Linked DNA regions of Homo sapiens: regions 1 and 3 are each linked to region 2. The links are chromatin loops, found by intact Hi-C in ENCODE. Cell type or tissue: Calu3. All regions are shown on one strand. Each heading gives the region's core, and the rest is flanking DNA. Links, peaks and the distances in the headings are about the cores only. Region 1 has its middle 8.7 kb from the start of ALDH1A1. Region 2 holds the start of LINC01474 (long intergenic non-protein coding RNA 1474). Region 3 has its middle 71 kb from the start of ANXA1.

Region 1 (10,636 bases), core at 3,429-5,928, 89 kb after region 2:
ACTATGTTGGCACCCTAATTTCAGACTTCAAGCTTCCAGAACTGTGAGAAATTAATTTTTGTTATAGCAGCCTGAATGAACTAAGACAGTTTCTTTTCATATTTCCTGATTTCAAGATGCTGGAACCATTTATTGAAGATGAACCTCTCCTACTCCAGTTACATGACCACTCCCCTAACTATTCTCTGTTGCCTTAGCATGTCTGCCTGTTGGTAAACCTAGCAAGAAATCTATCCCTATGCTTTTGATTACTACATTTTTATCAGATACCACATTGCTCTTATGCTTATTTGAGTTTTAATAATTTGGGAAAAGTGGATCTTGTATGTAGTGAGAGAGTCTGTACTTAGTTGACAAGTTGATGTTAAAAATGGAAGTGGAAGGCAGAATTCAAGTATATGAACATATGTATTTGTTGACTAATTTCTGTTCACATGCCATTCTTCTTCAATTGGAAAAATTTCCTCACCTCTGATTTCTCCTGCTCTTTACATATCTTTTCATTGTTCTTCTCTTTGGCTTGTGTTACTGAGATAGGATAGATGCCCCTCTAATCTGGTCTAACCAGGACACTAACTGATTAGTAAGGTCACTAAAAGAAACAGTACATTAAAGCCTCTGTAAGATAATTATTTGAGTTTAAATAGGTTTTTGCTAAACCTTATGGGTTGAGGCCATTTCTTGGAACTGGATTTGCTGCTTGGAATTTGAAATAATCTTGCATAAATAGTACTCATAGTGTTTTGTCTAGTTTCCAGTTTGCTTCCTTAATGTGTAGAAAGAAAGACATGAAAGACATCAATGAGTCAATCAAAATGTAGACTACTTTGAGATTTCCACAATTTTTTCTTTTTTTTTTTTTTATAATTCTCATGCAGATTATCCAACAATGTGTTTAGAAATTTGATGATATTGTTTGTAATATATTCAGTTTAATTTTCATATAAACAACTTTTCTTACCACCCCTGCCCTGGCAATGAATCAATATTTTGAAGCTATTGAAGGGGACCAGAAGACAAATAATTAAAGAATAAAGCTCTATAAACTGGAAAACATAAGACAATGGATTCTTTCCTAGAATCTCTGGAGAGAGCCTGACCTGTCCACTCCTTTGATATTGGCCAGTGAAACTGATTTCAGATCTCTGGCTTCTAAAAGTGTTGTTTTAAACCGCCAAGTTTATAACTGTTACAGCAGCCATTGGAAACTAATGCACTAATCAATAAAAGTTCAAGTTCATAGGTGTCAAAATGTATATGTTGTCATTGATCATGCACCCGTCATTCTTTGTGTCATTCAGGTTTATTGTTACTATCTAAATATTCTAATTTAAATAAAGGTAAGCTTTCTATCTGTACCTTACAATGAAAAACTCATCAGGTGTTTTATATATTTTATATACATATATATTTATGTATATATATGTATGTGTATATATAGAGAGAGTAAAGATGAGAAAGAGGTTTATTTGGCTCATGTTTCTGTAGGCTGTACAAGCATGGCACCAGCATCTGCTCAGCTTCTGGTGAAGCCTCCGGAAGCTTTTACTCATGGCAGAAGGCAAAGGGGGAGCATATATGTCACATGGAGAGAGAGGGAGCAAGAGAGAGGGGGAAATGTGTCAGGCTCTTCTTATAACCAGCTCTCCTGTAAATTTATTACCGTGGGGAGAGCACCAAGTCATTCATGAGAGATCCACCTGCATGACACAAACACCTCCCACTAGACCCCACCTTCAGCACTGGAGATTACATTTCAACATAAGATTTGTGGGGGAAAAACATCCAAAATATATTATTCTGCCCCAGTTCCCCCAAATCTCATGTTCTTCTCACATGGCAAAATACATCATTCCTTTTCAATAGTCCTCCAGAATCCTAGCTTGTTCCAGCATCAACTCAAAAGTTCGAAGTCTCAAGCCTCATCTGAGACTCAAGGCAAGTTTCTTTTACCTGTGAGTCTGTAAAATAATAAACAAGTTGTTTACTTCCAATATACAATGGTAGTACAGGCACTTGGTAAACATTCCCATTCCAAAAGGGAGAAATTGGCCAAAAGAAAGGGGCAATGGGACCTACACAAGTTCAAAATCCATCAGGGTAGTTGTTAAACCTTAAAGCTCCAGCGTAATCCTTGACTCCATGCTCAGCATTCTGGTGTGAGAAATGTGGTCCTGAGGCCTCTGGTAGCCCTGTCCCCATGGCTTTGCTGGGCACAACCCACATGGCTGTTTGCAAGGGCTGGAGTGAATGCCTGCAGCATTTCCAGGCTCAGAGTACAGGCTGCTGGCGGCGCTCCCATTCTGGGCCTAGAGGGCAGTGGCCCCATTCCTACAGCTCCACTAGGCAATGCCCTGGTGAGGACTCTGTTTGGGGCTCTAACCCCATTTCCACTTAGCACTTCTCTAGTAGAAGTCCTATGTGGGAGCTCTGCCCCTGCATCAGGTTCCTGCCTGGGCACCAGTCTGAATACCTGCAGACTTAACATTGCATGGAAGCTGCCAAGCCTTATGGTTTCATCCTCTGAAGCAGTGGCCAGAGCAGTGTCTAAAGCCTTTTGAGCCAAGGCTAGAGCCAGAGAGGCCTGGTATGGGGAGCAATGTCCCAAGGTAGTGTAGGGCAGCAGGGCTCTGAATCTGACCCCGAGAACCACTCTTCCTTCCTAAGCCTCTGGGTCTGTGGTGGGAGGGCTTTGAAATGGCTTTGAGGCCTTTCTCTCCTTGTCTTGAATATTAGCACTTGGCTCCCTTTTAGTTATGCAAATCTCTCTAGCAAGTGGTTTTTCCTCCAGCTGGTGGATTCTTCTCCCGAAAATGCTCTTTCCTTCTCTACCACATGTTCAGGCTGAAAATTTTCTGAATTTTTACACTCTGCTTTGCTTTTAATTATAAGTTACAACTTTAAGTTTTTCCTTTGCTCCTAAATCTGATCATAGGTTGTTAGAAGCAGCCATGCCACATCTTCAGTGCTTTGCTGCTTAGAAATTTTTTCCTGCCAGATTCTAAGTCATTACACTTAAGTTTAAACTTCCATAAATCCCTACAGCATGGACACAATGCAGCCAGGTTCTTTGCTAGGGCATAACAAAGGTAACCTTTGCTCCAGTTTCCAATAAATTCCTTATTTCCATCTGAGACCTCATCAGCCTGGTCTTCACTGTCCATATTTCTATCAGCGTTTTGGTCACAATCACTTAACCAGTTTCCAAGAGGTTCCAAACTTTCTCTCATCTTTCTGTCCTCTTCCGAGTACCCCCTCCCCAACAAACTCTTCGAATGTCTTCCTGTTACCCAGTTCCAAAGCTGCTCACATTTTCAAGTATCTTTATAGAAATGCCTCACTCCTTGGTACTAATTTTTGATGTTAATGCATTTTATGTTGCTTTAAAGAAATACCTGAGACTAGATAAGTTATAATTTTCTTTTAAAGAGGTTTATTTGGCTGACAATTCTGCAGGCTGAACAAGCATGGCACCAGCGTCTGCTCTGCTTCTGTTGAAGCCTCAGAAAGCTTTTACTCATCGCAGAAGCAAAGGAGCAAGTATGTTATATGGTGAGAGAGGAAGAAAGAGTTACATTTTAAAAACCTTCCAGTTTTGGTTGCATTATAAATCTTTATTATATTGCAAACGTATTATGCAATAAATAACGATTTCTGTGAAAGCTTTTGCTTTTTAAAGTAATTATTATATTTGGAGAATATAAAACTTTTGGTTTGCATTTGCTTGCTTGAATTTGTTTTCACATTTTAAAGTTATACATACATATCCAGATCTATGACCACAATCCAAATTTATCTTCCAGGCCCTGGCTTTGCATTTCAACTGCTGGTCAGATAACTAAGCTAAATGCCACACCTCATCATGTTGCTGGGTTTGCAAACCTGAGAGCCAGCATATTTGTTTTATGTGGACTGTGCAATACTGTACAAATTAGAAACATTTTAAACCCCAGATTTTAACTTCTTAAACTGTCAGAAGACCTGAAGAATAGTTTTAGCCTCTCTGCTACACATTAAAATCACCTGGGGAATTCAAAACAAACAAACAAAAAATAAAAGATTCTGACTCTGTAGGAGTAGTTTGAGCCCAAGTGCGTTTAAAGTGCCTTAGGTAATTCTAATGTGTGGTCAGCTGTCAGAATCATTGGAGCAGCTCTGGGTTCCATTTCCTCATAATGCAACCATGAAGCTGAGTAGTAAAGGTTCTCAAAGTTGGAGCAACAACTACATCCACTGGCAATCTTTTAGAAATGCAGTGTCTGACCCCATCTTAGACCTACTGAATCAGAAACTCTCGGGTGGGGCTCAGCAATTTGTGGTGTAACAAGCCCTCCAGGTGATTCTGATTCATGCTCAACTTTGAGAATAACTGCACTCCAACATAGACCTCGATCTATCTCTATTATTTATTCTAGTCGCCTTTCACTTAGGTTACTACCTAGTCCTTTATTTTATATTTTAAGACCACTAAAGGAACACATTATCATTTTTGCAACATAATCTTTTTCTTGAATTTCCTGTCTCTGATTAGGACAAAACAACACCAACCGAACTTCAGGCATTGGCAGTTTCTTGACTTTTTTTTTTTCTGTTAAAATATTAATTTTATTTAATGAAACAAATTAACACTTTCAAATTTCCAGTGTCCTTATATTTTAGATTTAGGTTTTAAAGAGCATACAGCTGGACTGCTTTTTATCCAACCTGTCTTTATTTAACGTTTATGTTTAATATGTATTTAATGTGTATATATATTTACTCCTTTATTTATATCTATTGTAATTACTGATGTACTTGTGCTTTCTCTTTGTCTTTAGATCAGTTAGGATTAAATTTGGCTGCCTCTGATGCAAAACCCAAAATAAATATTCAAGATGGAAATGGATTCTTCTCTCACATAAACAGATTGTAAGCAGGTTGTCCATGGCAGCCATGGTGTCAGAATGGAAAGACAGAGGCTGCTTCCAGCTCACTGCTCTAACATCCCTAAGGTATGGCTCTTTGCCTCCTGATAAGAGAAGACTGCTAGAACTCCAACCATTACATTTAAATTCCAGGACTCAGAGGAAAGTGACAAAGCTCTAGGGTCCATCTACATTTTGAGGAGGTTTCCCTGAAGCTTGGAGCTCATTGACCTTAGCTTAGTCTCATGTCCATACCTAGCTATAAGGGTAAATAAAGATTGTAAGCTTTCTCTAGGTAGCCTGGTTCATAGTTAAAAATCAGTGCTTGTAAGGGTTAATATCCAGAATCTACAAAGAACTTAAATTTACCTGAACAACCCCATCAAAAAGTGGGAGAAGAATATGAACAGACACTTCTCCAAAGAAGACATTTATGTGGCCAAGAAACATATGAAAGAAAGCTCATCATCACTGGTCATTAGAGAAATGCAAATCAAAACCACAATCAGATATCATCTCATGCCAATTAGAATGCAGATCATTAAAAAGTCAGGAAACAACAGATGCTGGAGAGGATGTGGAGAAACAGGAATGCTTTTACACTGTTGGTGGGAGCGTAAATTAGTTCAACCATTGTGGAAGACAGTGTGGCAATTCCTCGAGGATCTAGAACTAGAAATACCATTTGGCCCAGCCATCCCATTGCTGGGTATATACCCAAAGGATTATAAATCATGCTGCTATAAAGACACATTCACACGTATGTTTATTGCAGCACTATTCACAATAGCAAAGACTTAGAACCAATCCAAATGCCAATCAGTGATAGACTGGATAAAGAAAACGTGGCATGTATACACCATGGAATACTATGCAGCCATAAAAAAGGATGAGTTTGTGTCCTTTGCAGGGACAGGGATGAAGCTGGAAACCATCATTCTCAGCACTCTAACACAGGAACAGAAAACCAAACACTGCATGTTCTCACTCATAAGTGGGAGTTGAACAATGAGAACACATGGACACAGGGAGGGGAACATCACACTCGGGGGCCTGTTGGGGGGTGGGGGGGGTTAGGGGAGAGATAGCATTAGGAGAAATACCTAATGTAGATAATGGGTTGATGGGTGCGGCAAACCACCATGACACGTGTATACCTATGTAACAAACCTGCATGTTCTACACATGCATCCCAGAACTTAAAGTTTACACATAAAAAAGAAAGGAGTGCTTGTTGTATTAAAAATGGGGAGAATGACTATTGCAGAGGTAACTAGCAGTTTCTGCTCCACACTCTTCTTCTTGCCTATCTTCTGTTTTACTGATTATAATTTATTTATTCCTGGCCGGGTATGGTGGCTCACGCCTGTAATCCCAGCACTTTGGGAGGCCAAGGTGGGCAGATCACTTGAGGTCAGGGGTTTGAGACCAGACTGGCCAACATGGTGAAACTCCATCTCTATTAAAAATACAAAAATTAGCCAGACGTGGGGGCATGTGCCTGTAGTCCCAACTACTCAGGAGGCTGAGGCAGGAGAATCGCTTGAACCTGGGAGGCAGAGGTTGCAGTGAGGTGAGATTGTGCCACTACACTCCAGCCTGGGCGACAGAGGAAGACTCCATCTCAAATAATAATAATATTAATAATAATAATACTAGTAATTTATTTATTCCTACTTTTTCACTTCTGTTCTTGTTTGGAAGAAATGCTTTTTGTTAACCTAAAAATTTTAACAAACTTACATGTAAATATAATTACTATTTTTTTCTTACAAAGAATTCAGGGATTTTTGAACACTCTCATTGTCCTATTCTACATATTATCGTTGTCTGTTATAAATTTTTGTTCCACCTTGATTTATAGCACCCAAATGAGTCATAATTATATCATTATTATTTTATTCACTCAATTCCTATTTTACTTTACCTGTTTATTAAATTTTCTTCACTTATTATTCATTATTTAATCTCAGTATTTCCTTCTTGGCTTAATTTCACTATTTGAGAGTCTGTAGAGGTTCACATTCTTGACCAGTCTTGTCAGGAGATTGTGAACTTTGCTAGTTTTTCTTTTTTTCTTTTTTTTTTTTTTGAGACAGAGTCTCGCTCTGTCGCCAGGCTGGAGTGCAGTGGCTGGATCTCAGCTCACTGCAAGCTCTGCCTTCTGGGTTCAAGCGATTCTTCTGCCTCAGCCTCCCAGGTAGCTGGGACTACAGGTGCGTGCCACAACACCGGGCTAATTTTTGTATTTTTAGTAGAGATGTGGTTTCACCATGTTGGCCAGGATGGTCTCCATCTCCTGACCTCGAGATCCACCCACCTTGGCCTCCCAAAGTTGCTGGGATTACAGGCATGAGCCACTGCGCCTGGACTAGTTTTTCAAAGAATTTTGGACTTTGTTGATCCTCTCTATGTTTGTTTGTTTTTATTAATTTCTGTTCTTATTGTTTCCTTCATTCTATTTTCTTTAGGTTGTTTTGATGTTCCTTCTCTAACTTCTTGATACTTAGATATTTAATTTTCCAGCTTTTCTTTTTTTTTCATTTAAAGCCCTAAATTTCCCCCTAAGCATGTCTTTAGCAGCATCCATAAGTTTCTGTATAGCATTTTCTCGTTTGCTCAATTCAAAATACTTTTTAACTCCCATTATGATCTTTTCCTTGATTCATGGGTTATTTTGATGTGCACTTTAAAATTTCTCTATTGGTTAGTAATAAACAACCGCAAAATCTTTGTGGCTTACAAGAGTAAGGCTGTTTTTTATGTGCTTACAAGTTTAGAATAAGTAAATACACACACACACAAATATGACATATATATCCCATTTATTTCTTCTTTAATTTTTCACAGTCATTTTTTGGTATTTTTTATATTTAGTATAAGTGATAAACGACTTGGATCTTTCTAAGTTTTTCCAGACTTACTGAGGTATACTTGACAAATAAAAATTTTATATATTAAAGGTATACAGCTTTATAATTTGATATATGTATACATTGTAAAATGATTACTAGTGCAAACTACCATATCAATCATCTCTCATAGTTATGATTAGAATTCCTTGTTGTATTAGGTTGGAATTATATATTATTTTTACTCTTCTTTTTGTGGTTATTCTAGAAATTGCATGTATTTTTTAATTTATCAAAGACTAAAATTAATTAGTACTTTTACTCTTTTCCTCAGTGAATCCAAACACAATAGAACATTTTAAATTCTATTTACATCTCTCCCAACATATATCATTGCAACATCATTGTTCTGGATATTTACTTCAATGTTTAATGCATATTAATATTACTGGATATTCTATTTTTTACTCCAGATTTATTTCACCTTTTTTTTTTATGGTGAGAACACTTCAAATCCACTCTCAGCAAATTTCAAGTATGCAGTACAGTATTATCAACTATATTCACCATGCCGTACATTAGATTTCCAGAACTTACTCATCCATATAACTGAATATCTATACCTTTTGACCAACATATTCCCATTGCCCCCACTTCCTTCACCTGGTAACCAACATTTTTCTCTTTGCTTTTATGAGTTCCACTTTTTTAGATTCTGCATATAAGTCAGATCATGCGTGTCGTTCTGTGTCTGGCTTATTTTACTTAGTGTAATGTCTTTGAGATTCATTTGTGTTATTGCAAATGGCAGGATTTCCTTCCTCATAAAGGCTGAATAATATTCTACTGTATATGGATCCCACATTGTCTTTATTCATTCATCTATCCATGGATACTTAGGTTGTTCCATATCTTGGCTGTTGTGAATAATGCTGCAATAAACATGAGGGTGCAGATATCTCTTAATGATACAGATTTCAATTCCTTTAGATAAATAGTAAGTCCTCACTTAATGTCATTGATAGGTTCTTGAAACAGCAATTTTAGGAGGAATGGCATGTAACAAAACCAATTTTACCATAGGCGAATTGATATGAAGAATAGTTAAATTCCTATGGCATGTTTCTGGTCACAAAAACATCAACAAACTTCTGAGTAAGGACCAAAACACTTCTAATATTAAATGTTGAAATAAATGTGAGCTATACATACATTTAAGAAAGATTAGTACAAACAAGATGATTATTTACCTGCTGATTCCATTTCAGGGTTGTGGGTTGCCAAGCCTATCAAGCAGCTCAGGGCACCAGGAGGTAACTAGTCTTGACCAGGATGCCATCCCATTGCAGGGCAAACTCACACAAGCACACCTATACTCACGCAGGCTGGGACCACGTAGGCATGCCTGTTCACCTAACCTAACATGCACAGATTTGAGACGTGAGAAGAAACCAGAGCGCCCGGAGAAAGCCCACAAGGACATGGGGAGAATCTGCAAACTCCTTATACAGACAGTGGCCCAGCTGGAAATCGATTTTTTTCCCTCAGCAATGTTATAATGAAAAGATGTTGAACAAAGCAATGTTATTGGAGGACCTGCTCTATACCCAGAAGTGAGATTGCTGAATTATATGCTAACTCTCAGTAACGTTTTATGGTTTTTACTGTGCAGGTCTTGTACCTGATCTTTTGTCACATCTATTCCTAAGTATTTCAGTTTGCTATGCTCTTGTAAATTGCATTTTAAATTTCAATTTTCTATAGTTTGTTGTTAGTCTGTAAAATGCAATTGTTTTTTGTATATTGATCTTATATCCTGAAACCTTGCCAAACCCACTTGTTAGTCTTATTATCTTTTGTCTTCCTGGTAGATTTATTTAGATTTTCTACATACGTTAACATGTCATCTGCAAATAAAGACTATTTTACTTCTTCCTTTTCAATCCGAGCGCCATTTTATTTATTTTTCTTGCCAGATCATGTTGTATAGGATCTGCAGTAAAATGTTGAATAGAAGTAGTGAGAGGCAAATATCCATCTTCTTTCTTATCATGGGAAAATGTCTTAAACCTTTATTATAATGTTAGCTGTTGATCATTCTTAGAGACCCTTTACCAGGTAGAAGATGTTCCTATTCTTAGTTTGCTGAGAGTTCTTTCATTTAAATCAGGAATGGATGGTGAATTTGCCAAATGCTTTTCCTTCATATATTGAGACAATCAAATGGTGACTTGCACTTACTGCTTTTTTTTTTTTTTTTGATGGAATCTTGCTCTGCTGGAGTACAGTGGCCTGATCTCTGCTCACTGCAACCTCCACCTCCCAGGTTCAAGCGATTCTCCTGCCTCAGCCACCTGAGTAGCTGGGATTATAGGTGCCCACCACTGCGTCGGGCTAATTTTTGTATTTTTACTAGAGATGGGGTTTCACCATGTTGGCCGTGGTTGGCCAGGCTGGTCTCGAACTCCTGACCTCAAGTGATCTGCTTGCCTCAGCCTCCCAAAGTGCTGAGATTATAGGCCTGAGCTAAGCGCCCGGCCATTGACTGCTTTTTAAAAGTTAAACCAATGTTCCATTCCTGGGATAATTCTTACTTGGTTGTGAAGTAGTAACTTTGTATATACCTTTTGGGTTTGATTGCTGAAATTTTAAGAATTTTTGCATCTCTGTTTCAGAAGGATATTATCTACAATTTTTTAAAACGTTTTTGTCCAGTTTTGTTATCAGGATAATCTGGACTTCATAGAATGAGTTCAAAATATTTCTTTTTGTTTGATTTTTTGGAAGAGTTTTTGTAAATTTTGTTGTTACAGGTTTGAAGGCAAATGCAGTCTTTTTAATTTCATCTTGGCTGGGAGAAGAAATCTGTTCTTTTAATTT
Region 2 (10,636 bases), core at 4,470-6,969:
TGTTTGTGGTTGAGTGTAGGAGTTCTTTGTATATTCTGAGTATTATATGCTTATCAGATATATGGTTTGTGATATTTTCTCCCATTTTGTGGGAGAAAATTTTCATTCTGTTAGTAGTGTCTCTTGATGCACAGTAGTTTTTAATGTTGACGTTGTCCAACTTATTTTTTTTTGTTATCTGAGCTTTTGATGTGATACCCAATAAATCATTGTCAAATCTAATCTTAGATTAACCAAGATTAATGTAATCTTAGATGAGATTTCCCTATATTTCTTTCTAAAAGTTTTATCATTTTGGCTCTTACATTTAGGTTTTTGGTCCATTTTGTATTGATATGTAATATGTATACGTATTTATGTGTTACCTGTGATATTTTATTACCTGCATAGATTGTGTAATGATCAAGTCCAGGTATTTAGGGTATCCATCACCACAAGTATTTATCATTTCTATGTATTGAGAACATTTCAAGTCCTGTCTATTAGCTATTTTGAAATACACAATACATTGCTGTTAACTAGTCCATTCTGAGTTAACTTTTGTATATGGTAGAAGATGAGGATCCAAATCCATTCATTTGCATGTGAATAACCATCTTCCCAAAAGTATTTTGTTTAAAAAGCCCATCTTTTTCTCACTGAATGGTCTTGGCACCCTTGTTGAAATTCATTTGACCATATGTGTGATGGTTTATGTCTTGACTCTCTATTCTATTCCACTGCTCTGTATGTCTTTCTTTATGCCAGTACTATACAGTTTTGGTTACTGTAGCTTTGTAGTAAGTTTTAAAATAAAAAAGGATCTTCAAGTTTGTTCTTCTTTTTCAGGACTGTTTTGGCTTTTCTGGGGTCCCTTTAGATCCCATATAAGTTTTAGGATTGATTCTTCTATTTCTGCAAAAATCGTCATTGGGATTTTGATAGGGATTGCATTAAATCTGTAAATTGATTTTGGTAGTATTAATATCTTAACAATATTAAGTGTTCTGATCCATGAACATGGGACATATTTCTACTTATTTGCTCCTTATTTAGTTTCTTTTGGCAATATTGTGTAGTTTTCAGGGCATATTTTTTCCCTCCTTGACTAAATTAGTTTCTAACTATTTTATTCTTTTTGATGCTATGGTAAATGGAATTGTTTTCTTAATTTTCTTTTTGGATTATTAATTGCTAGTGTATAGAAATACAGCTGATATTTGCATGTTGATTTTGCATGCTGCAACTTTGCTGAATTTATTAATTAATTCTAATGGGGTTTTTTTTGGTGGAATCTTCAGGTTTTCTACATACAAGATCAAGTAGTCTGAACAGAGATAATTTCACTTCTTCCTTTCCAATTTTGATGCCTTTTATTTCTTCCTCTTCCTTTGATATAAGTTGGCTCTGTGTCCCCACCCAAATCTCTTATTGAATTATGATTCTCAGTGTTGGAGGAGAGGCCTGGTGGGAGGTGATTGGATCATGGGGGTGGATTTTCCCCTTGCTGTTCTTATGATATATTAAGTGATTTATCATGAGATATAGTTGTTTAAAAGTGTGTAGCGGCCGGGCGTGGTGGCTCACGCCTGTAATCCCAGCACTTTGGGAGGCCGAAGTGGGCAGATCACGAGGTCAGGAGATTGAGACCATCCAGGCTAACATGGTGAAACCCCGTCTCTACTAAAAATACAAAAAATTAGCTGGACGAGGTGGCGGGGCCTGTAGTCCTAGCTACTCTGGAGGCTGAGGCAGGAGAATGGCTTGAACCCAGGAGGCGGAGCTTGCAGTGAGCCGAGATCTTGCCACTGCACTCCAGCCTGGGCAATAGGGCAAGACTCTGTCTCAAAAAAAAAGAAAAATGTGTAGCACTTCCCCCTTCATGCTCTCTCCTGCTCTACCATGTGAAGGTCTTCCTTCCCCTTCAGCCTTCTGCCATGATTGTAAGCTTTCTGAGGCCTCCCAACCTTGCTTCCTGTACAGCCTGTGGAACTGTGAGTTAAACATTTTTTTTTTTTTTTTTTGTAAATTACCCAGTCTCAGGTAGTTCTTCATAGCACTGTGAGAACGGACTAATCCTTTCTCCCCCCTTCCCCTTCCCCATACTCTTCCCCTTCCTCTTTCCTTTTCCTTTCCCTTTTCCTTTTCCTTTCCTTTCGTTTTTTTCTTTTCTCTCCCCAGATTGCTTTGGCTAGAACTTCTACTACTGTGTCAAAAGCAGGAGGCATTTTTGCCTTGTTCCTGAGCATAGAGAAAGACTTTCAGTTTGTTATCATTGAGTATGATGTTAGCTGTGGATTTTTCATATATGGCCTTTATTATGTTGAGGTAGTTTCCTTTTATTCCTAATTTGTTTAGTACTTTTATAATGAAAAGAAATTTAATTTTGTCAAGCGCTTTTTCTGCACCAATTAAGAAAATCATGTTTTTTTTCTCATTCATTCTGTTAATGTGGTGTCTTGCATTAATTGATTTTTATACGTTGACCCATCCTTGCATTTCATTAATAAATTCCACTTGGCATGGTATATGATGCATTTAACATGCTGTTGGAGTTAGTTTGCTAGTATTTTGTTCAAGATTTTTGCATCAATATTCATCAGTGATACTGGTCTGCTTTTTTTTTTTCTTGTAGTGTTTTTGTCTGATTTTGGTATTGGGTAATGTTGCCTTTACAGAATGATTTAAAAATGTTTCTTCCTCTTAATTTTTTTTGAAAGAGTTTGAGGAGGATTGGTGTTAATTTTTCTTTAAATGTCTGATAGAATTCACCAGTGAAGCCATCAAGTTCTGGGCTTTCATCTTGGGGTTTTTTGACTACTGATTCAGTTACTAGTTACAATTCTATTCAAAATTTATATTTCTTACTGATTCGGTCTTGGCAGATTCTGTGTTTCTAGAAATGTGTCCATTTTGTCTATGTTATTCAATTTGCTGGAGTACAATTGTTCCGCTCTTATAATCCTTTTATTTATGTAAATAGGTAGTAATGTCACACTTCTGATTTTAGTTATTTGAGACTTTTCTCTCCTTTTATCAATCTAGTTAAAGATTTGTCATTTAAAAATATTTTCAATGAATCCATTTTTGTTTTCATTAATTTTCTCTATTTTTTATTCTCTATTTTGTTTATTTAGAATATTGTTTTATTTCTAAAGGATTTGCCATAATTTCCTTCATTTTTAAAAAAGTTTTTATTTTATAATTTCAACTTTTATTTTAGATTCAAGGGGTAAATGTGTAGCTTTGTTACCTGCATATATTGTGTGACAGTGAGATTTAGGGATTCAAAAGATCCCATCATCCAGGTAGTGAGCATAGTACCAAATAGGTAGTTTTTCAGCTCTAACCCCCACCCTCTCTCCTCTTTCTAGTAGTCCCCAGTGTTTACTCTTCCCACCTCTATGTCCATATGTACTTACTGTTTAGCTCCCACTTATAAGTGAGAATATGCGGTATTTGGTTTTCTATTCCTGTGTTAACTCACTTAGGATAATGGCCTTCAGCTTCATCCGTGTTGCTGCAAAGGACATGATTAGAATATTGTTTTTAAAATTGCTATAACTGGCCAGGCGCAGTGGCTCACGCCTGTAATACCAGCACTTTGGGAGGCCGAGGTGGGCGGATCATTTGAGGTCAGAAGTTCAATACCAGCCTGGCCAACATGGTGAAACCCTGTCTCTACTAAAAATACAGAAAAAAAAAAATGAGCTGAATGTGAAGGTGCATGCCTGTAATCCCAGCTACTTTGGAGGCTGAGGCATGAGAATTGCTTGAACCCAGGAAGCGGAGGTTGCAGTGAGCCAAGATCATGCCACTGCACTCCAGCCTGTGTGACAGAGTGAAACCCTGTCTCAAAAAAAGAAAAAAAAATGCTATAATTGTATAAGAACAAAATTGTCAGAAAAGTGTCCCTGGAAGAAGAAATTAAGCTGCATCCAAGAGAGTAAAGAGTTAGCAGACACCTCACTGTCCTTTTAATATGTATTTCTGTGGATAATTATAAATTAATTAGTTTAAAAAATCTCTTTGTTGACTGATAATTCAAAGAGCATAGTGACAGCATTTAATTTGCTCCTTAGAAATGTAACTTTGACAATATGCAGAAAAGATTTGGAAAAAAAAGAGACAATCAAAGCAGAGAGAGCAGTTTGGAGGGTTTTGCTATAATGCAATTGATAAATGCTCAAACTAAGACGATGACTACCAATATTTTTCCAGTCTGAAATTTTCTGTTGTATTGGTACCCTTTTTTCTTTAAAGATTTTACAAAGGCTTCAATATTCATGTAGGTAAACTTGTCACTCTTTTACCATAATTTATTATAACTTATAAAGTTAAAAGAATGTGTGTGTGTGTGTGTGTGTGTGTGTGACTTCCAGTTGCTTTTTTGTCTCCTATGGTTTTCTAAAAACTATTTAATCTTTTTTATTCACTAAGTTTTTTTTTCCATTTTCTGAAATTCATCTGAATCAGAATATTCAGGCCTTGAGACAGAAGTGGGTCAGAAATCACTCAAGGTTTTTCAAACAAGTGAATATAATACAGGAATTTGGTTACACTTAGGTAACTATGCTAAATGGCTGCTGGGAACAGCGACAGTCCTTCTGGCTGAAGGCGTACGTGGAGGTGATGGAATCACCAGAGTCCAGAATCATGGAGAAGAGAACTACCTGGGCCAGTCCTGAGACCACAAATGAAACACCACCTAAAATAGATGCTAGGATTACTGAAGGGCTGCTACTAAGCAGGTGAAAGGACTCCTTGCTGTGGGTGCTGGAAATGCTAAAAGATGATGATGAAATGCCCATTGTTCCTTGCTGCTGGAAAATGCCAATAGAAACTAAAATAAAAAAGGTCCCATCTCTCCACTCCTACCTTTCAAACTTCTACCAGTAATTCTTATTGATAGAAACTAACCAGAAGCCAATAGGAAAGTATCTTAGTCCATTTTCAGTTCCTTATAACAGAATACTTGAAACTGGGCAAGTTACAAAGAAATTTATTTCTTACAGTTATGGAAGCTGAGAAGCCCAAGGTCAAGGGGCCACATCTGGTAAGTGGCTTCTTGCTGATGAGACTCTGCAGAGTCCCATGGTGGCACAGGACCTCACATGGTGAAGAGGGTGAGTGTGCTAGCTCAGGTCTCTCTTCCTCTTATTATAAAGGCACCAGTCCCACTCCTATGATAACTCATTAATCCATTAGTCCATTATTCCATTAATCCATGAATGGATTAATCCACTCATGAGAACAGAGCTCTCATGACCCAATCACCTCTGAAAAGCCCCACCTCTCAATACTGCCACATTTGGGATTAAATTTCAACATGAGTTTTGGAGGGGGACAAATATTCAAACCTTAGCAAGTAACTAGGAAAATAGAATATGCAGGGCCCCTGGACAGTCAAAATGCCTGACACAACCTAGAAAGGCAGAAATGAAGGCTGAGAGCAACAGTCAAATGATCAACTCAAACTATTTTTTCTTTGGGGCTTCTGAGTGCCTATAACACATCCGAGAAGGTCATCTATTTGAATTTCGGGATATGTGTTTTTTCTTTGAGACATGAAAGAGAGCTGATGACTTTAAAATCTTCATTTGGATTGGTTTATTTTCATAGATTTATGTATCTCCACCAGGTGGAGTCAGAGGCCAGTTTATTAAAGGGTTAAACTTCGGAAATAAATTTGGTTAAGGATTTTAGTTTCAGAATAGATGAAGGAAAGATAAACAACACTGCTTCTTTCTTCAGATGTTCTTGCTGGAATGGTACCTTGTTATTATCATATCCGCTTTATGTTTTGTCAATGTGCCCCCGTCCTCTGGCTATAACTTAGGACACTTCTGTTGCAAGGAATGGAGACTCATTCCAGCTGGCTCAAGAAAAAAGAATGTTATTATAAATACACAACAAGGAATATCACAGACTTTTTTGGAAAAGGAACAAAATACAGCCAGAGCTTACCAGGAACAGGAGCTGCTCTTTGCTTCTCTTAAGGAACATATGGTCACTCTTATTTCTCTTGCTGATGTATTCATTATTCCTTCATTAAGTATACATACTGAGTCTCTACTATGGTGGTAGGGCCTGGATATACAGGGGTAGAAAAGATATTAAATGAGAAGACAGGCATTAAAGAAATAAGCACACACATAAAATTATAAATTGCTATAAATGCTTGGAATAAAATGTGCAAATTTGAAGAGGGAATGTATATGGGGACTTAATTACAATTAAGAGGTTAGGGAATAAACCATTATCAAAGTGACATTTAAGTATAAACCTAAAAAGATGAGTAGGAGATGGCCAGATTGACAATGGGGTAGGATGTTTGATTGCTTATAAAGGATTTGAGCCAGAAAGAATTGAACCATTTTCTATGCATACAGGAACACAAGGCTTGTTATTTAAATAGCTTATTATTTTAATATAGGGCAAACATATTTGTGGTGAATGGGGGACATTCTGTCAGAATTAGTGGAAACAGTTGTGGAAATATGTGAAATATCTATAGTGTGATTACATTCAGGTTGGTTCTTTACTTCATATTTGCTTCATGTAGTAATTGAAGATATCAATTGTAAATTTTTTATCAGCCCAATGTTTCCCAACACTTATTCATAATGTAATTTACAAGTGCATGAAAATAACTTGCCTTGCATTTTAAGTTGGCCAGTCTCCCTTCTTCTTGTGGGAGGTTTATTACACTAACTAGCAGATCTGGCTCTCCTTTGTTTCCGCTTAAATGGTTACAAGGGCAAACTTGAGCCAGGCATATAAACAGTGTCCAACCTACAAGTGATTCTTCCTTCAAACCAAGTCATTGAGACCACAGCACACCACCTGACATCATCTGGCGTGGCTGTGTACACTGATACATACCTGTCAGAGGTCAGACATACAGTCCTGTTCTTTTTGATCCTTCATATGTACCAGGCTAATTATGAATTAGTATTTTGGCCTCTCTCAGTCTGAATGTTGCTGGTAGCTTTTTTCTCTCCCAGGTCCTGACTTCACAGATAACAATCCACAATTAAACTCATTTATTTAATAAAGCTTCAGTGACAGTAAAGCTTCCTATGTTGATGTTTACTTATAGATTTGGGTAATAAACCAACAGATGGTAGATACAAAAAACTGAGTCACAACAAGCATATCCTAATAGTCTGCTAAAGTAAAAGATTGAATATAAAATAATAACTATTCTATCCAAGCTATCTAAGCCTAGATAATGAAATATTTAAAAACCTTGCCTAGAAAGCAAATATTCCCTTTAGAATTTTTTGAAAAATACCTAGAAAAGTTATTTGAGGGCAGTTTACTTGCATTCCTCAAATTGTACAATTGGCAATTTAAACGAAAACTTTCTACTGACCTTTGAAGTCTCTTGAAGTTTTTTTTGCTTGTTTATTTTGTTTTGTTTTTAATTTAAGAAAGAAGAGGCATCCAGCTCTGCCTTTTTCCCTCATTAAGACATACCAACAGAAATAACTGGCTGCATTTGGTCTTAGCCAATATCATATGATTATTTTTAGGGATTTTTTTGGCCCCCACACAGTGCATGGTTGAACTGCCAAAATATAAATCAAGATATGAAACTTACTACATTCTTCAGAATTAATAAATATTTTCCCTGGTTAAAGCAAGACTCCCATAAGCAAATCATCCAAAATAAACTAGATTAATTAGGTCCAGAATGGATAAGATAGAATATTCACAAAGGATAACACTGTATACAATTATAAATATTCATTCCTTTGTGTTGCTAATTTTAGATTAGGTCAGCCTGTGGATGTATTAGTCTGTTCTCACACTGATATAAAGAACTACCTGAGACTGGGTAATTTGTGAAGAAAAGGGGTTTGACTCACAGTTCCACAGGCTGTACAGGAGGCATGGCTGGGGAAGCCTCAGGAAACTTACAATCATGGCAGAAGGGTGAAGGGGAAGCACGCATATCTTCACATGGTGGCCGGAGAGAGAGAGAGAGTGAAGGGAGGAAGTGCCACACACTTTTAAACCATTGGATCTCATGAGAACTCACTCACTATCACGAGAACAGTAGGAGGGAAATCCACCTCCATGATCCAATCACTTCCCACCAGGTCCCTCCTCCAACATGTGGGGATTGCATTTCGACATGAGATTTCGGTGGGGACACAGAGTCAAACCATATCAGTGGACATGTAATGAAAATGAAAGAGCCTAGCACACTTTAAAAATGCTCTTCATATCTCGGTGCACTGACTAAGATGGCAGGGCAGGCTTCAAATGCCTGCTCTATCGGTCACTACTGTGCAGCTAGGCATCCACTAAACTCTTTGTGCCTCAGTGCCCTAACCTATAAAATAGGCATCATTCCAGCTTGTACACACCATAAGGTTTTGATGAGGATGGGATGAGATCAGGTTTCTAAGGTACTTGGTGTGTAAATAAGCTCTTAATTGAAAATCATATAGTATTATTAATGGCCAGTGATTTTGTTTCATTGCTTAACTCTGCCAGGATGTAACTGTGGGGCAGTGATTCTCACTCCCCCAACCTCAGGAGACATTTGGCAATGTCCAGAGACATTTTTGGTTGTGGGGGGGCTACTGGTATCTACTGAGTAGAATTCAGAGATGCTGCTAATACCCCACAATGCACAGGCAGCCCCCACAGCAAGACTCAGACAGCCCCAAATGCAATAGTGCCAGGTTGAGAAACCCTGCTCTAGTGGGCCTCCTTTTTACTGAGTGTATGTTATACAAGAGTGTGACTTTGTGTTTTGTGCTCTCTAGTTTACTTTCTGCTCCTCTCCCCAATGCTCCCAGACTGTGAACTCCTTGGGGGCAAGTTCTGAGTCATCGTTACTGTGGCCATGCCTGCAATGTCCAGCCCAAGTCCTGGCCTAGACGAGGCCTCAGTAAATGCTTGCTGAAGGGTATTTTAAAACTGCTTTTCAGAAACTCTATTGTAAAACACTAAATCTACCAATGGGGACTATGCATCGATTATTACAGTTCTGAAACTATGGTAGTTTCAGTACATTTGTTCTGACAAGGTACGAGAAAGTTTATGGCACGGTCATCACAGCACATGTTTTGGAGTTGGAAAGACCTCAGTTTGAATTCTACCCTCAATTTACCACTTAGCCTTTTGTAAGTTATAAAAATGTTGACAATAATGCATTTATTCCAGGGATGCTGTGAGAGACTTTATAAGATGGTCAGTGTGAAGAGCCTAGCTCAGAAAATAGTTCCTAGCAGCTAGGATGTGCTATGACTTCAGGCAAGTTCTCAACCCCTACCTCCCCAGCCACAGCCTTCTCTGTAAAGGGGAGATAATAACTTCCTTGTATGATGCTAAAAGGATTGAATCAGGCCATGATGTGCTTAGCAGAGTTTAATAAATGGTGACTATTATTATTATAATCTTTTCATTTCAGTGGCAAAAAAACTGAAAAAAAATAAATAGTTCTCTGTCTTGTGTTTTTCACTTATCCCATCTCTTTTATTAATACTCCCCAAGAGCAGCAGGAAGGAAACAAAACAAAACAAGAGAGGCCAAGAAATGCATTTTAAAATATTTTTCTCATATTCCAAAATAGTGCCATGAATTTAAAGCTTTCTTCAAAAGAAGCATTGGACTCCCTTGTTCTTGTAGCTTCACTGGCTGGAAGAGGCATTGATAGCCATTACTTGTGTTTCTGGGTCACCCTTCAAAGTATTAAATTATTTCACAAAGATTTGTTTCTTTTCATGTGACAAGAAAAAATAAATTGTGATGATTACTGTCACCTCCTGCCCCTTCTTTTTTTATTAAAAAAAAATCACAGGTGAAGCTGCCAAAATATTGAAAAGTTGTATATATCAAACATGTACCAGTGCAAGGGAGAGGAAACAGGAAATAGTATGGGGGCTTTGGAGCCTGTACTTCCATATATATATATATATGAATACAGGCCGGGTGCGGTGGCTCACGCCTGTAATCCCATCACTTTAGGAGGCCAAGGCGGGCAAATCATGAGGTCAGGAGTTTGAGACCAGCCTGGCCAACATGGGGAAACCCTGTCTCTACTAAAAAAACAAAAAATTAGCTGGGTGTGGTGGCGGGCATCTGTAATCCCAGCTGCTCGGGAAACTGAGGCAGGAGAATCTCTTGAATCTGGGAGGCAGAGGTTGCAGTGAGCTGAGATCGTGCCACTACACTCTAGCCCAGGCAACAGTGTGGGCTCTGTCTCAAAAAATATATATATATATGTATAAATATAAAATATATATTATACAAAATAAATATATATTACAAATGTAAACTATATTTTTATAATATATAAGTATATAATATACTTATACATTATACATATTATATATGTATAATAATGTATATTACATAAAATTAAAATATATAAAATAAGAGAATATTTCCTATTTGAGTGTGTCTGTGCAGGTGGGGAGGGAGGAGAATTAGTCAGGATCTTTTGGTGTGTGTGAGGGTCAGAGACACAGATGCAAACTTTATTGGCTCACTGAATCATGCCTTAGGATGGACTCTATGCTGGAATGAATTCTGTGTCCAAACCTAGGAAAAACATTGAGTAAGAAGGATGGGCAATTGTTCTTCTCCAAGCAAGAGACTGGAGTTCACCTTTGTGTCCAGAGAGTTGTATACTATC
Region 3 (10,636 bases), core at 5,019-7,518, 210 kb after region 2:
GTTCTGGAGCTATTATTTGAACTCCTAGAATAAGCCATATTTGAAACCATTACCAGTTATCCTTTACATTATTCCCTATGTTCATTTAATTTACGTAGGTTTAGGCCAGGAAGAGTGAGTGGCCCATGCTTGTAATCCCAGCACTTTGGGAGGCTGAGGTGGGCAGATCACCTGAGGTCAGGAGTTCAAGACTGGCCTGGCAAACATGGTGAAACCCCATCTCTACAAAAAAAAAAAAAATTAGCTGGGTGTGGCGGTATGTGCCTATAATACCAGCTACTCAGGAGGCTGAGGCAGGAGAATCACTTGAACCTGGAAGGCAGAGATTGCAGTGAGCCGAGATCGTACCATTGCACTCCAGCCTAGGCAACAAGAGCAAAACTCCATCTCAAAGAAAAAAAAAAATTAAGTTGGTTTAAATAGGTCTTATTCTTCATTGTTTACCAAATCAGATGGTGTGGAAATTTGAATTTGGCTTCCCCAGATAATTCTTATGCTAGTAATCTTCAGAAAAAATACCAGGATCAATACACTCTATTACTATCATGAAAATATAATGAAAAATAATTTAATGGTATAGAGTTGACCATAGGAGAGTTGCTTCAATGTTATCACAGATGTATAGGATAAAGCTGAAATTGCTTCATTAAAGAGCTGAATTTTAATAGTTACTGATATAATAAAAGTATAGGAGCCTCTAAATACAAAACTATAAAAATGAAATGAAGTAATTGTGTGAAAGGAAGATGAAGAACATTTATTCTATTGCTTGCGAAATATAAATATATCAAATTTATTTATATATCAAATTTACATAATATGGATTTGATATATTTATATTTCTCTTCAAATGGAGAACTTAGAAATTCACTAGGCAATCATTACTTTATTCAAGGCAATTTTATGAATTAAACAAGATGCTAATTATACTATCAATAGCATAACTGTGCTTTTTGACTCAAAGAAAATATAACTTGAACCCACAATGATGTGAAGTTTCTTCTATATAGATCTTTGTTTATCCTGCTGATTTGTTTCCTCATTATTGGCTTCTTAAGAAATCGTTGCTCAACTCTGATTTTGTGTTTCAGCTTTGAGTCACATTGAGACCAATGAACATCTTTCAAGTATTTGATTATATTTGTGATTATATGTAGGGAACTTCTTTTCTTCCTGTTGAAAAATGATTGGGACTCAAATAACAGTAGTACTGACCATGTATCACTCAGTGTGCCATAACATAAATTCTGCATCATTGGTCAATTCATTTATTCAATCTTTTATTTCACTCCACACCCATATGGGGTGACTATGATGCAGACATGTTTATATACACAGCAGAAACATCACTGGAAAAAAACAGACAAAAGTTCTTGCTCTCATGGAACTTAGATTCTGACAAAGAAAGATATCAAATAAACCTTAAACAAATATAAATACACTACAGATATATAAATTATGTAAAGTGGTGGTAAGTGCTGTGAAGTAATGTGTAGTAGAGTAGGGGGGATAGAGAATGATAGTGGAGAAGGGGAAGGATGCTCTTTCATATGAGAGTCAGGAAAATCTCTGATAAGGTGACATCTATTCATGGAGTTGTAGTGAAGGAGAAATCAAAATGGATATCTAAGGGAAACACCTTCCAGGCAAGTAAGACCCTGAGACAAGAATATTCTAAGTATATTCAAGGAATAGCAAGAAGGTCTAAAGGGCAGGATATGATATTCATTTTAAAAGTTTGCTCTGTTTGCATATGAGAATAGATTGTAGAAAGGCAAGTGTAAAAGGCTATTACACACTTGCAAGATGTTTACTGAGAGATGACATTCAGTTTAGTTTGCTGGCATGGATCAGGATTTAGAAAAGAGAATGAACCTGGAGGGACAATTTGAAGATATTCAGAATGACTCTGCAGATTTTTCTTGAGTAGCTAGAACTATATGAAGATCAGGTGTGTGTGTGTGGGTGTGGGTGTTTGCATGTGTGTGTGTGTGTGTGTGTGAGAGAGTGTGTGTTGAAAAGGGGTAGACTAAAATAAATCAAAGTCCAGTTTCAGATAGCAGAAATTTAAGATGGCAACTTGACAGTAGATGTAAGCCAAAAAATGTATAAGTCAGGTGTATCCAGGAGATGTTGGGACTGAAGATATAATTTTAGGAATTTTTTAAGCATATAGTTGGTATTTAAATACTTGGAATCAGATGAAGTCACCTACACAAGGAGTACTGGTGGAGAAGAGTTTATGAAAATAAAGAGAAATCAGCAAAGGGGACAGCAAATAATTTTTTTTCCAAAAAGAAAGGGAGTCATTAGCTATATCAAAAGCTGTTAATAACTGAAGCAAGATGATTATGGAGAAATGACACTGAATTTTTCAGTGTAGAAGTCATTAATGGCCTTGACAAGATCAGTGTATGAAAAAAATTTTGTGTTTCAGTGGGCAACTAAACATAGTCTGACAACTCTTTTAGGGTATCAAATTCTACCCCTGCTCATTGTCTTTGAGCTGTTTTGCAAATCTTTGTAAGTGGTAGGTAATTGATAAACAAATTCTGACTTGTCTGTTAGTGACATTAATTGACTTTCTGTGTCCAGTTTGGTAGTGATCTAAATGAATGTGGAAAAATCAGTTTTGTCTGCATTTCCAATTAATTTCAACATTCTGTGCTCTAGATAAATTAGCGCTGTTTGACTTTTCCTTTGAATCAGTTATAACATCTCCGTGGCTCCCTCATATTATGTAAGTAAAATTATTTAACACATGTTCATTTTCATATCTGAATGAGGGTTATGATTTCACCTTTTTCTGAAAATTATCTTTTTAGCATTAACGTTGGTGTGGTGATGTAGGCAAAAGACTGGCTCAGAGGTACTTGACAGAAAATGGAAAATGGGGTCAAAATGGTTGATTTGATATTCAGAAAAACCTTTTTTGGTAAAGCACATTGAAAAATCTCAACACAATTTAACAATTTTTTAAATTATGGTAGGAAAGTAAAAATAAGGGAATCTAGAAGCTTGATATAAGAAGGCAATCCAGGCCTGGCGTGGTGGCTCATGCCTGCAATCTCAGAACTTTGGGAGGCGGAGGTGGACGGATCACTTGAGGCTAGGAGTTTGAGATCAGCCTGGCCAACATGGCAAAACCCTGTCTCTACTAAAAATACAATTATTAGCCAGGTGTGGTGGTGCACGCCTATAATCTCAGCTACTTGGGAGGCTGAGGCACAAGAATCGCTTGAACCGGGAGGCGGAGGTTGCAGTGAGCAGAGATTGCACCACTGCATTCCAGCCTGGGCGATAGAGTGACACTCTTTCACAAAAATAAATAAATAAATAAATATAAAATAAGAAGGCAATCCAGAGGAGTGAGTGAGTACTGGATCTGCTAATGTGAGGGGTCATGAGCTCTTGGGACAGGAAACAAAGCTTGAGACTAGAGCTCTGGTAGGATCCACAGCATAATGCCGGGAGCAGCAAAATCTCAAGGGAAAAACCTGACTTTGCTTTAAAATGGAGATGTCTGAAATACTTGTCTGTCCTGAACTTAGCTCTAGATAAGCTAGAATAAAAGAACAATTATCTGCTGAGAATTTCTAACCACAAGGTGGCACACACCTTGTTTGTTGAAGAACTGAGGTACAGCAAGGTGTGGCTAGAACACTGAACCAAAGGAATTGTGGTATGACCTTAGTTAGGTCTTGGCTGTCATCTCCTTGTTACCCTAACATAAAAGGTTGTGAACAATAACTTCTCTATGTCACTGGATAATTCAGCCATGAGGCTCTCTCTTGATTCACATCATAAAAACCCAAACATTATTCTTTTGTTGCCATGCACACTTGCAGGTACAAGGATGTTAAAATCTACACACCCCTCCCTAATTCTTATATTGCAAAAATTTGCCTGTTACATAATAATGATAGTTCCTTGAGTTTTTATCAAGTATTATGTTTACCCAGAAAAGAACAGTATTTTAAAAAGGTATTCTTATACAATTCTCCCCACTTTTTGCATTTTGTATTTTCTTTGGGACAAAAATGTTATTTGCCTTTGTTGGCAGGGACAGTTAGTTACATTTTTAGGGGAAAATCTCAGAATGAGAAACTAAACTCGAACTAAAATAAATATAAGTCTTAGTAAAAAAATCTGAGAAATCAAATGTATTTATTTAAAGTAAGCTTAGATCTTTTTTTGAGCTCAAATCCCGTGATAATTCAATCTGAATTTATTTTGGTGCTCTCTCACTCACACCCATCTTATGAAAACCAAAGCATTTGGGGGTCTTTTACTCATCCGGTTACCACTGAGATGCCTTGTCTAAACTTACAAGGGCTACTGAAATCTGAGAACCTTGGGTTTTAGTGCCATCTGGAAGCCCAGTAAACTTTGCAAAGGCTGTGAAACTCAGCCTAAACTCCAGCCCCTCAGGCATACTAGGCAGCCACACCCCTCCCACCTAACCCAAAACTCCGCTCACCTCCTGCAATGCTGTGAAGGAGAAAGCTGTAGGTTCCCTGGGAGTCTGCAGATCTCTCTTCCCATCCTGGACTTCTGGGGCATGCCTCCCCTCCCACCTTCTCTTTTCCACAAGGCACATGTCTCCCTTTCCCCTATCTGGCATAATTCCCTCAAGGAGTGCCAGGAAGGCAGATCATCTGCTGGATAATTAGCCTTTCTGTCCTACAGCACAAACCTCCTGTGAGGTTAAAAGAATGAAGGAGCTGGCTGCCTTCTTTAAGTGGACATGAATGTAAAAAAGATCCATGAAGCACAAAACACAAATTCTGTCTCGATTAGCTATGTTGATTCACAGCTTGTAGCCTCTCCTCATAACCTGAAATACCTGATAAAGGACGGCACGCTCCATCAAAACATACTGTCCAATTTGTGAGTGGTTGAAGGAGTGCCCCAAACCTCCATCGGCGGTCTGGCCTTTATAATCTTACACGCACAGTGTTTTATTCCTGAAAACTAAAGCTGAAGGAGAAAACTTAAATTACAAATGTCATCACTCATTTACTTAAAAATTATCTCCTTCTGTATATGCAGATGCTTCTTATTCTCTTGCAATCTTTCCAAGCCCTTTGCACTAGCTGTATTCTTTAGCACATTAAAGAAATAAAATCATTTCTTGACTCTCATGGGAAGATAAGATGGAAATGGCAAGATACCGCTGGGAATAATAGGCAGAGGAATGTTGCTTTTGATAAGAAACCAATAGAACTATACCTACTTTCTTTTTCTTTTCTTTTTTTTCTTTTCTTTTCTTTTTTTTTTGAGACGGAGTCTCACTCTGTCGCCCAGGCTGGATGCAGTGGTGCGATCTCGGCTCACTGCAAGCTCCGCCTCCTGGGTTCACGGCATTCTCCCGCCTCAGCCTCCAGAGTAGCTGGGACTACAGGCGTGTGCCACCACGCCCGGCTAATTTTTTTTTTTTTTTTTTGTATTTTTAGTAGAGGCAGGGTTTCACCGTGTTAACAGGATGGTCTCGATTTCCCGACCTCGTGATCTGCCGGCCTCGGCCTCCCAAAGTGCTGGGATTACAGGCGTGAGCCACCGCGCTCGGCCGAGCTATACCTACATTTTATACATGTCTTCAATGACACATTTATGATTAAACTAAAGATGTTGGAATGAAAATGACAAGTGATCATTTCTCAACATACAAGAAAGTCTATCTCAGTGTATCCATGGGCCAGGAAGAGAATACACTTTAATAAATGTGTTTTTTTGGGGACTAGCCCAGGCTGAGAAAGGAAAAGTCTCTGGTAGTTCCATCAGGTCTTAGTTTCCTGGGTATACATAACTCTGTATTATTTGGCTGAGAAATTAAAGGATTTTCCTTCAGTGTATTCTTAAATCATATTATACTGACATTTTATTATTCTCATGTTTTCTTTCATTATGAAAAAATTGTTGGGGAGGTGAGCATTTGCAAACCTCTTTTTATATTGCGTTTATTATGTGGAACTGGGAATCTCTGAAACTCCTTTTACTTTGTACTAAGTGGCTATGGAAAACATCTTTCGAGAATGAAGGACAAATTCTCAGAGGAAAAATACTGAATAAAAGGTTTCAACTCTTGCTGGCATTACAGTATTTCCTCACAAGGGGAGTGCATTTCAAATAGTCTCTTTTTTTGTGTAATACAGAGGAAAGCATAATTTTTTCTAAAGTTGGCATCACTACAAAAAGTCAGTCAATGCTCAACTTCTGGTATTTGATTGGTTGTGAGGGGTTTTGCTTTGTTTTGTTTCTGTATGTGGAGAGGAAAGGGACCAAGCCAGCCTTTCTGGATTTTGGAGCTGATATACTCTAGCACCACCTACTGGGAAAGGGTTTATAGTGCCCCAAATTATAAGAAACCCAAACTCAAAATCCTCTGATGCCTTCTCTCAAAACTTTCATTTATTTTTCTTCTTTTCCTATTCTTTTATTTTCTGTTGATTTTCTATTCATTTTTGTTTGTTTCCCTTTCTCTGGTATAAATACTCCAGCTTTCTCAATGTAATTCTCATACACAACTCTAAAACAACTCCCTAGAACAACTGCTTTTATGGCACGTGGAAAGGTTGGAGATGAGAAAAAATCAAGTCTATTTCAGGTCATATGTCTTCACCGCAAATGATGATTTATGGATATTAAATTCATAATCCATTATCTTACCTGTTAAATATTAATACTTAATATTAATATTTAATATTCTCAAGGCCAGAATCCATTGAATCATAATTCTTCCACTAACTAGCTATGAGGCTGTATAACCTCCCTAAGTCCTTATTTGCTCACTTGATAAAAAAGCAATGCTAATAATACATGTTGGATAGGAATGCTTTGAGAATTAAATGATATGTGATGTATGCAAACTTCAGCAGAGCACCTTTCGTGCAATGCACAATAAAAGTTTTCCATTATAATTACTCTTCTGAGGACAAAGTTCATGTTTTCATTCATCTCTGTAGCTTCAGAGTGCATAATAGAGGGTTTACATATTTCCTTCTATGTCTTAATATATACTAGAAAATTAATTGTGTAGAGTACAGTAGAAGAAAAAAACATTATTGCCATGACTATGAGCTAGCTACTCTGCTAAGCACTTTGTAGGTGTCATTTCATTCACTAGATAGAGGATACAGAATCTTGATTTTTTCCATTCTCAGTGTATTAGTCTGTTTTCACAGTGCTATAAAGATACTACCTGAGACTGGGTAATTTTTAAAGAAAAGAGGTTTAATTGACCCACAGTTCCACATGGTTAGAGAGGCCTCAGGAAACTTACAATCATGGTATAAGGCAAAGGAGAAGCAAGTACCTTCTTCACAAGGTGGCAGGAGAGAGAGAGAGAGATCAGGGGAAAGTGCCTCTTTTAAACCATCTCACCAGATCTTGTGAGAACTCCCTTACTATCACAAGAAGAGCAGGGGGAAACTGCTCCCATGATATAATCACCTCCCACCAGGTCCCTCCCTCAACATGTGGGGATTATAATTCAAGATGAGATTTGGGTGGAGACGCAGGGCAAAAACATGTCACTCCATTTCATAACTAACTTTCTAGGTAAAATCTGAGCACTCCTCCCAAGGGCTTAGTTTTCTTCAGAAAGGAGTGGGCTATACCGTCTCTAAAATTTCTTTCAGCTCTATTATCTTTACTGTAATTTTGCCAGCCTTAAAATTAGATTTGGGTATAATTCAGCAATTATACTGGCTGGGATTCTGCTTCTTTCCATTTTAAAATGAAAGAAGCAAGAATTATGGGTAACTAGAACAAGAGGTATCAGAGGTCATCTAGCCAACCTCCATTCACAGATAAGCAAACAAAAAAACAAAAAACACACACAAAAAGGTGAAGTATTTTCTGCCCAATGTCCTAACACTAGATGTAGCAATATTAAGAGTTTAGTCCAGAAAATTTGGAAGAGGTGGCACACCTGGATTTTGTATGCTTTAGTTTCTCCAGGATAGAAACAAAGGAGAATGTAGTGTGGCAGTAAAAATATGAGTAAGTATATACATATCACAAATGACAACCTAAGGAAATCCACAATATTAGATTTGGTGTAGACTTCAGCAAATCCAAAAAGGCTAAGACCATCTAGCTTATAACATGTATCTTCAGAAATATTCTGAGGTATAGCATAATGGAGTGATTTTTGAAACAAGAATCCTCTTTCCTTTTTATTTAAGTCTAAATTTAAATTACATTGTAGAAAACTTGAAAGGAATATGAAAAAGTCACCCACAATTATATGACACTAAATGAATGCTTTGATAGTTAAAAATATTTCTTACTATGCATATATTTTTTCTATGCATATATATAGTAATTATAGTATGCATGAATTAGTTTTATTATTTGATTACAGTTTGGCATATTGTTACATGATCTCTGTAGGCATCAAATGCTTGCAACATTATCCAGCAAATGATCATATAATTTATCTTAACATCCACCTATATCATTGAGCATTAAATTTTTCCTCTTCTCCCCTTCCCACCCTCTCTCTTTCTCCCTTCTTTCCTTCTTTGCTTTCCCTCCCTCATTTCCTCCCTTCCTTCCTTCCTTCCTTCTTTCGTCTTTCAGCATTTTAAATAATGCATTGTATTTATGGCTTTCTCTGTGTTTTAGGGTTTTCTATCAAATAAACTATCAGAATGGTTGTCAAATTGCTTTGTCAAATTACTAACTGCTTTCTTCCAAAGTGTATAGTATTTAACAATGCCATTGGTAATATAACATTTTACATGTTTTTCTCTACTCTCAAATACAAGAGGAATGAACATGTCTATTTAATTTCTTTTCATTACTGACATATTTAGACTTATTTAAATCATTTTATTTTGTATTTGTCCCGCTTTGTTGATGTTTGTTCATTCTTCCCCTTCCCCTTTCTTTTAAATTAATGACTATTGTAATACTATATATTTTCTTTATTGGTTTGGAAATAATATACTGAATTTTTTGTTCCCTGAACTTAAATTAACGTATGTAACTTAAAATGTATACATGAATTAAACAAAAACCCAAGCATACTAACTCCGATCAGATGCCTCCTGACTGTAAGTCAATATTATCCAGTATTTTAATTCCATTATGATTCTTCAACTTTATTTATTAATTCATATTCAATGCTTACTTAAATTTACCCATAGATTTACTAATTGCTTTGGCTGACGTTACCTCTTGAATCTCAGTGTCTCCTTTGGGGTTGGATTTTTTTTTTTTTTCCTGTGGTTTATCCTTGAGAAGGTATGTTAGTGAGATTTTTCTGGGTACTCATTCAGTTTTCATTTTCCTGAGGTACCTTTAGCGTGTCTTTATTTATGACAATTGTACCATGTTCTTTTGGGTAATCTTTTTTTTTCAGAGAGATATTATCTTTGAAGTACTGTAGTTTGATTCTGATCTCGTTTTTATATAAGATACAATCTGCGAAATGCAATGTATGATATGTAATTTAGTGGTATACATAGATGAATTTATATATTTATGATCTATATGAAGCACTATAATTTATCTTTCAATACATATATTTTAATATTGTTTTAGATTTGGCTCACGTTTGGATCTAAAGATTTATATTTTTCATAAATTTTGGCAATTTTTGAGCCATTATATCTTCTTATAAGGTCCTTCATCTACTCTTTTTTCTTGGATATTTCTTGGACACTCCAATTTTATCATTCTGTTATTTTATTCTATTCTATTCTGTATTTTTATTAACTTCTCTTTTGTAGATCGTATCCCTCTATGTCTCTGTAATCTGAATAGCTTCTTCGGCTCTACCTCCAAGTACTCTCACTCTACTTATTGTGTAACCTGCTATTTAATCCACTCAATTAATTTGTATGACTAGAGACAATACTTTTCTATTTCTAGAAGTTCTACTTGGCTTTTCTTTACATATTCCTACACTCAACCTAAAGAGATGGGCAGCACTCTCGTTAGCTAGTGACACCCCCTAAAAAGAGGGAATACTGTGCCAGGAAAACTAGCTCCTGTCAGACCCTGCAAGAGAACATGGCTTTTCTCTCTCCCACTATCTTCATTAGCATATAAGATGATCATATTTTTTCTCCATTTTCTGAAGTTTATGAAATGTATTTATTTTTACAAAAATATAAGTTTAAAGTAATGCATGAGTTTTTAATAAAATTATAATTAGAGATATAAGAAATATGTTTATTCATTAAGAAAGAAATTAAAAGGGCATGAATATATCTATTTCTAAACTCTGAAAACATATTAAAAGCCAACATTTGACAATTCTTAGAATGTTTTCAATACAGTTCTAAGTTTATGCTTAAAAAATAAAATAGCTAAAATGTATGCACTGGTATGCAGTCTCAACCAGGTACTTTCCTAAGATCTTTCTATATATTATTATAAAACAACCCTGTAATGTAGGTTTCTTTTACCCTCATTTTAGAATGAGAATATTGTGACACAAAAGGATAAAACTCATTTGAAGTTACATAATTAGGAAGTGATGGAACTGGTTTTCAGATGCATAATTTGGATTCAGTTTACATGGGTTTTAATTCCTGTGGCATTATAATTTTTAGGTATTTGACAATTAGGAAAATTAAAATCAAATTTCAATCAACCATAGACATTCCTTTAGCAGTCCTTT

Evidence for each region. Hi-C counts contacts between places; a loop is a spot of excess contacts. Peaks named below come from ENCODE experiments on the same cell type or tissue, not always from the same donor. Only the 100,000 strongest peaks of a DNase experiment are listed, where the experiment ranks them.
Region 1: a loop joins it to region 2, with 8 times the contacts of the local background. A loop is called at or near these places in 10 of 110 quality-filtered maps.
Region 3: a loop joins it to region 2, with 11 times the contacts of the local background. A loop is called at or near these places in 55 of 110 quality-filtered maps.

Annotation. Positions count from the first base shown.
Region 1 is chr9:72,956,401-72,967,036 of GRCh38, forward strand. No RefSeq gene overlaps it. Among named protein-coding and RNA genes, the nearest start is that of ALDH1A1, 8.7 kb to the left of the region's middle. In Calu3, for the core only: no CTCF peak of the experiment used is centred there; no DNase peak of the experiment used is centred there.
Region 2 is chr9:72,866,163-72,876,798 of GRCh38, forward strand. It overlaps LINC01474 (long intergenic non-protein coding RNA 1474), which reads right to left and starts at 7,947. Exons shown (of 4, transcript NR_121181.1): 1 at 7,906-7,947; 2 at 6,865-6,993; 3 at 5,947-6,069; 4 at 5,566-5,854. In Calu3, for the core only: a CTCF peak has its summit at 5,596 (motif pointing right); no DNase peak of the experiment used is centred there.
Region 3 is chr9:73,075,887-73,086,522 of GRCh38, forward strand. No RefSeq gene overlaps it. Among named protein-coding and RNA genes, the nearest start is that of ANXA1, 71 kb to the right of the region's middle. In Calu3, for the core only: no CTCF peak of the experiment used is centred there; a DNase peak (open chromatin) is centred at 6,305.